2 separate regions of the Homo sapiens genome follow, and region 1 is linked to region 2. A link is a loop called in an ENCODE intact Hi-C map of the cell type or tissue named here. Cell type or tissue: IMR-90. All regions are shown on one strand. Links, peaks and the distances in the headings refer to the core of each region. The heading gives the core; the rest is flanking DNA.

Evidence for each region. Hi-C counts contacts between places; a loop is a spot of excess contacts. Peaks named below come from ENCODE experiments on the same cell type or tissue, not always from the same donor. Only the 100,000 strongest peaks of a DNase experiment are listed, where the experiment ranks them.
Region 1: a loop joins it to region 2, with 2.1 times the contacts of the local background. A loop is called at or near these places in 2 of 110 quality-filtered maps.

Annotation. Positions count from the first base shown.
Region 1 is chr1:84,213,491-84,216,414 of GRCh38, forward strand. PRKACB (protein kinase cAMP-activated catalytic subunit beta) reads left to right here. Exons shown (of 10, transcript NM_182948.4): 9 at 663-827. Among named protein-coding and RNA genes, the nearest start is that of PRKACB, 71 kb to the left of the region's middle. In IMR-90, for the core only: no CTCF peak of the experiment used is centred there; no DNase peak of the experiment used is centred there.
Region 2 is chr1:84,285,076-84,287,999 of GRCh38, forward strand. No RefSeq gene overlaps it. Among named protein-coding and RNA genes, the nearest start is that of SAMD13, 15 kb to the right of the region's middle. RefSeq lists a silencer at 2,458-2,658. In IMR-90, for the core only: no CTCF peak of the experiment used is centred there; a DNase peak (open chromatin) is centred at 1,206.

The DNA of each region.
Region 1 (2,924 bases), core at 303-2,802, 72 kb before region 2:
ATTTATTTTTAAGGCCAGAGGCCAGTCTAGTAATTGTAAAGTCTTCACAATTTAGTAGGTAGAAAAATGCTTTTAAACCAATCTAAATCATTTTTATACTGTTGCATAATAGGAGAATTATTTTTAAAAGCCAACTTCTGATAAATGAAAAATGTTTTCCTATACTGTGAAAGGCAGTGTGGGTTTTTACAACCATTTTTAGACTTCCTTTTTGATAGATCTCTTTTCAAAATGTACATACTGATTTCCTTCATATGCTGGTTCTTCTATTTATATTACAAAGTTAAATTTATGTATCTTTGAGACACAGGTTTGTAATGTATGATCCAAAGAGATTGCTCTTAAAGATAGGTGAACTTTCTGATATTTTGCAAAAGTTCTGTAGGTGTGCACATTTTTCTGGAGACTGCTCCATGTTCTTAAAGACATCATAACCAAAGCAAGGCCCTAAGAGAACAGGTTTAGTTCATTCACCCAAGTAATTCTCTTCTTTATGGCTACTGTGGGGACTGTAACATGTAGTTAAAAGTATGTGAAGGTCATCGCTCCATATTTTTGTTTATATAATGGCTTGTTGCCTTGAAAAAAAAACTTTATGAAATCAAAACAGAAATATCATGAGTCTTAGAATGTGTGTTTTACCAAATGGTGTGTTTGTGTAGGTCCGATTCCCATCCCACTTCAGTTCAGATCTCAAGGACCTTCTACGGAACCTGCTGCAGGTGGATTTGACCAAGAGATTTGGAAATCTAAAGAATGGTGTCAGTGATATAAAAACTCACAAGTGGTTTGCCACGACAGATTGGATTGCTATTTACCAGAGGAAGGTGAGACTTTCTTTTTTAATTTAAAAGCTTTTTTAAAGTTGGTGTTTAAATTATATGTGGTGGAGATATTTTCAACTTAACACATAGTTTTAATTTTTTTACCTTTTGAATTAATCTTGTGCAGGATCTAAAGTACTTTACAGCCCATAACTTAAAAATGAGTTTCCCCCTAGAATTTTTTTTTTTTTTTTTTGAGGTGGAGTCTCACTCTGTAGTCCACGCTGGAGTGCAGTGGCACAATCTCTGCTCACTGCAACCTCCGCCACCTCAGTTCAAGTGATTCTCCTGCTTCAGCCTCTCGAGTAGCTGGGACTATGGGTGCATGCCATCACATCTGGATGATTTTTTTGTATTTTTAGTAGAGACAGGGTTTCACTATGTTGGCTAGGCTGGTCTTGAACTCCTGACCTCAAGTGATCTGCCCACCTCGGCCTCCCAAAGAGCTGGGATTACAGGCATGAGTCATCACACCTGGCCTTACCTAGCTTAAAAAGAAAGCATATATGCTATTTTGACCATCAACCTGAAATGTTTCCTTTGTTAAATTTTTCCTATCTATGCTTGTTACGCTTCACAAAACTGTGGAAATTATATATTAGACAATGTCCTAAGGGTTTTCAAAACTGATGTGAAGCCACATTAGGAAGATATATAAATAAATGTAGTTGCCCATCCAGAATTGGCATGTGCCAGATATATAATAACATTAAATTGCTAGTTTCATTCCTTGTTAGTCTTCATTTTCACCTTCTTGTGGCATATTGGTCTCTCTTTAGAGATACAGCTTTCCTTTATCCATTTGAAAGCTAATTTGAACATAATTCATACAAATTAGGGGTTTTAATTCATGCATTTTTGGAAGGTCAAAGCAAATTATCTGAAGTTACTACTTTTTTCCTTTTAACAATTATTTATTCACGTAAGATTTTTTCCAAATAGTTATCAGGTCCCTGCTTGTATGTTAGGTATTCTGCAAGGTGCTGAGAATACAATGATGAGCAAAACCAACCTTTATTCCTGCCCATATGAAGCTTATACTTCCAGGGGACAGGGAGATTAGTCAGATGGTCGTATAAATAAATGTAAAAGTACTATACTGTGAGAAATGTGGAAATTCAGAATAACTTTGCACCTGAGTTTTTGAGATTTGTTTTGTTTGGTCTTTTGTTTGACTCTTTGCTCGCTAAAGGGATTCTTAGAGTTAGAAATTCAGGCAACTTGAAGACTTGAATATAAGTATAGATCAAGTTAATCGCTGGCATTATTATACCACCATAATAAAATAGAGAAGAAACCCCAGCTAAACTGTAGCATATTTAAAAGAAACTAGTATTTTGTTTTGTTTTGTTTTTTGCTACACAAGTTGCCAGTATGACAGTTGTGGTAACAGTACTATATTAATTGATAGCAGTTATCATTTCACTTTTGTAATAATTTGAGACATTTAAGAAAAGATTTTGCTGCACTGAATTACCTTTATCTCTCATTTTGCTTCTTACATGCTTAAAGATGATTTGCATGAATAAAGTGTTTTCATTTTGAATATATTTAATTTTTTTCTTCTTTTTTTTCATAAAACCAAAACTTCTAATGTTTTAGAGACATGTCATCTTTAATAATGCTGTGCAACTACATGATTGAGTTTCCTTAAGGAAAAAAAAATTTAATGCTCTAATTAAGTATTAAAAGCACAGTTTTTCTAATTTATATATTTTACAAATGATTACAGTAACAAGCTGGGTGCCCTGGCTCACACCTGAAATCCTAACACTTTGGGAGGCCAAGGTGGGTGGATTGCTTGAGTCTCACTCAAGAGTTTGAGACCAGCCTGGCAAACATGGCAAAACCCCGTCTCTACAAAAAATACAAAAATTATCTGGGTATGATGGCTCATCCCTGTAATCCGAGCTACTTGGGAGACTGAGGCAGGAAGATCACTTGAGCCTGGGAGATTGGGGCTACGGTGAGCTGTGATTATGCCACTGCACTCCAGCCTGGGTGACAGAACAAGACCCCGTCTCAAAGAAATAAATAAATAAATAAAGATTACAAAAACAAAACAATTAAAGAATTTTAAAATGCAGCAAAAAGAACATA
Region 2 (2,924 bases), core at 250-2,749:
AATTTAAAGCATATGGATCTATCCTCAATATCAGCACATAAAACTTACTTTAGTCACTTATCAAACTTTCTACTGTCCAGCACATACCAAATCTTGATTGAGAGAGCTAACATTTATAAAACATTGTTGACTGAAATGCAGTTTATCTGTATTAGTTTCCTAAGGCTGCTGTAATAAAGTACCACAAACTGGGTGGCTTAAAACAACAGAAATTTATTCTCTCCCAGTCTGAAGGCCAGAATTCTGAAATAAAGGGGCTGGCAGGGCAGCACTCCCTCTGAAGCTTCTCGAGGAAGATCTCTCCTTGCCTCTTCCAGCTTCTTGTAGCCCCTGGTCTTCCTTTCCTTGTGGCAGCACAACTTCAATTCCTGCTTCTGTCTTCCCTCTGTGTCTCTCTGTCTTCACATGGCATTCTTTTATTTATCTCTCCTTTTTTACAAGGACACCAGTCTTGCTGGATTAGTGTCCACCCTACTCCAATATGGACTAATTTTAACTAATTACATATGTTATGACTCTATTTCCAAATAAGGTCACGTTCTGAGGTTCTGGGGGTTATATCTTTTTGAGGAAAATGATTCAATCCATTAACACTATCTGTTCTTCCAGAGATATTTTATCTTCCAAATAAGCCTGGATCCTACTGTCTTAGAAATACAGGAATTGACTTTCTCTGGGCTGTGTTTTGATGCCATGTTTTCACCTTTTACCAAGCAGAGCAAGAAGAAATGACTTAATGAATGGAACTATTGAATTCACTAAATAAAATTCACTAAGAATCATGCCTAATTTGATTTTTTTTTAGAAGTAAGTGTTAAATTTTTCCCCCTGAATAACTGTTAGGTTTTCTTTTAGAGTCAATGAGAATCATATATCTAATTACACGTTTCTTCTTGATTTGGTTGTCAGGAAGCTTAAACATCTCACTGTAAGTTAATTTTAATAACTTTGTAGGATGCTACAGCTACATATCTTCATTTTTTTCTTCTCCTCTTGTGTTGGTATTTTCTTTCTGATGTTAGTTTTTTAAATTGCTTTTTATATTATTACAATTCCCTCCCAATGCTTTGTGGAAAAAAGTGGGTAATAAGTAGGAAAAAAAAAAAGTATGAATCTCTTCCTGAGTCTCTTCCTCATTCATAGCAAATTTTCCTCCTGACCCAGCTCATCCATCACTGAGTGACTAACCAAACATTATAAGCCATCAACATTAGTGCTCCAGCTTACATTATAAGTGGATGATTCAAACACTACTCAGGTAAACAGAGGGAAAAGCAGGAAAATCACTCCCTTTATTCTTAAGCAAATCAACTAGATCTCATCGACTTCCTTCAAAGAGTTTAGGTAGTTTTTTTTTTTAATCTAGAAAAAAAAAATCACAGAACCCATGCAACAGTAAAAATAAGAGAAATCTAGAAAAGCAGAGGAATCAAATGAGAAGAAATTAAATAACTGAAAATCACATTAAAAGTACCAAGGAAGAGAATTTAAACGGCAGAAAATTGGACATGAAGAGGAAGCTATTGAAGAAAATAATCACATGGAATTTGGTGGAAAATGACATGGAATGAAGGTGATCAGAAAGAAGATGAAAGTTGTAGACCATGGACAATGGAGAACTAAAACATGAGTGACTTTTATCTTTGAAGATGTGAATGAGCAAATGGAAATGAAAAATTACACAATAGAAGAATGTTATGAACTAAAGTAAGTTTTCAAATTGAATTTTGAAAAGGCTCACCATATTCCAATCAAATTTAATAAAAGCTTTCTTTCTAGAACTTTAAGGACTAAAAGAAATAGAATCCTATAGTCATCTAGGCAGAAGGAAAAAGGTCATCTTCATAAACAAAGGAATCAGGCATATTCTAAGCAATGTTAAATGTTAGAAGAAAATGGAGCAATGGCTAACAAACATAGGAAGAAAAAACATTCCATATCTGTTGCAGGAAGTCAGGGACCCTGAATGAAGGGACCAGCTGAAGCCATGGCAGAAGAACATAAACTGTGAAGATTTCATGGACATTTATTCATTCTCCAAATTAATACTTTTATAATTTCTTATGCCTGTCTTTACTGCAATCGCTGAACATAAATTGTGAAGATTTCTTGGACATTTATCACTTCCCCAGTCAATACTCTTATAATTTCCTAGGCCTGTCTTTATTTTAATCTCTTAATGCTGTCATCTTCGTAAACTGAGGATGTATGTCGCCTCAGGATCCTGTGATGATTGCGTTATCTGCACAAATTGTTTGTAGAGCATGTGTGTTTGAACAATATGAAATCTGGGCATCCAAAAGGACCAGCATGGCTGCGATTTTCAGGGAACAAGGGAGATAACCACTGGGCCTGACTGCCTGCTGGGCCAGACAGAACAGAGTCATATTTCTCTTCTTACAAAAGTGAATAGGAGAAATATGTCTGAATTCTTTCTCTCAGCAAGGAACAGCTCTGAGAAAGAGAATGCATTCCTAGGGGGAGGTCTCTAAAATGGCCACTCTGGGAGTGTCTGTCTTATACAGTTGTAGATAAGGGATGAAATAAGCCCCGGTCTCCTGCAGTGCCCTCAGGCTTATTAGGATTAGGAAATTCCTGCCTAGTAAATTTTAGTCAGACCAGTTGTCTGCTCTCAAAACTTGTCTCCTGATAAGATGTTATCAATGACAATGCGTGCCCAGTGGGACATGAAACTTCATCAGCAATTCTAATTTCTCCCTGGTCCTGTGATCTCACTCTGCCCCCATTTGCCTTGTGATATTTTATTGCCCTTGAAGCATGTGATCTCTGTGACCCATACTCTATTTGTACCCCGCTCCCCTTTTGAAATCCATAATAAAAACTTGCTGGTTTTTTGGCTTGGGGGCATCACGGAACCTGATGACCTGTGATGTAACCCCCGGACACCCAGCTTTAAAATTTCT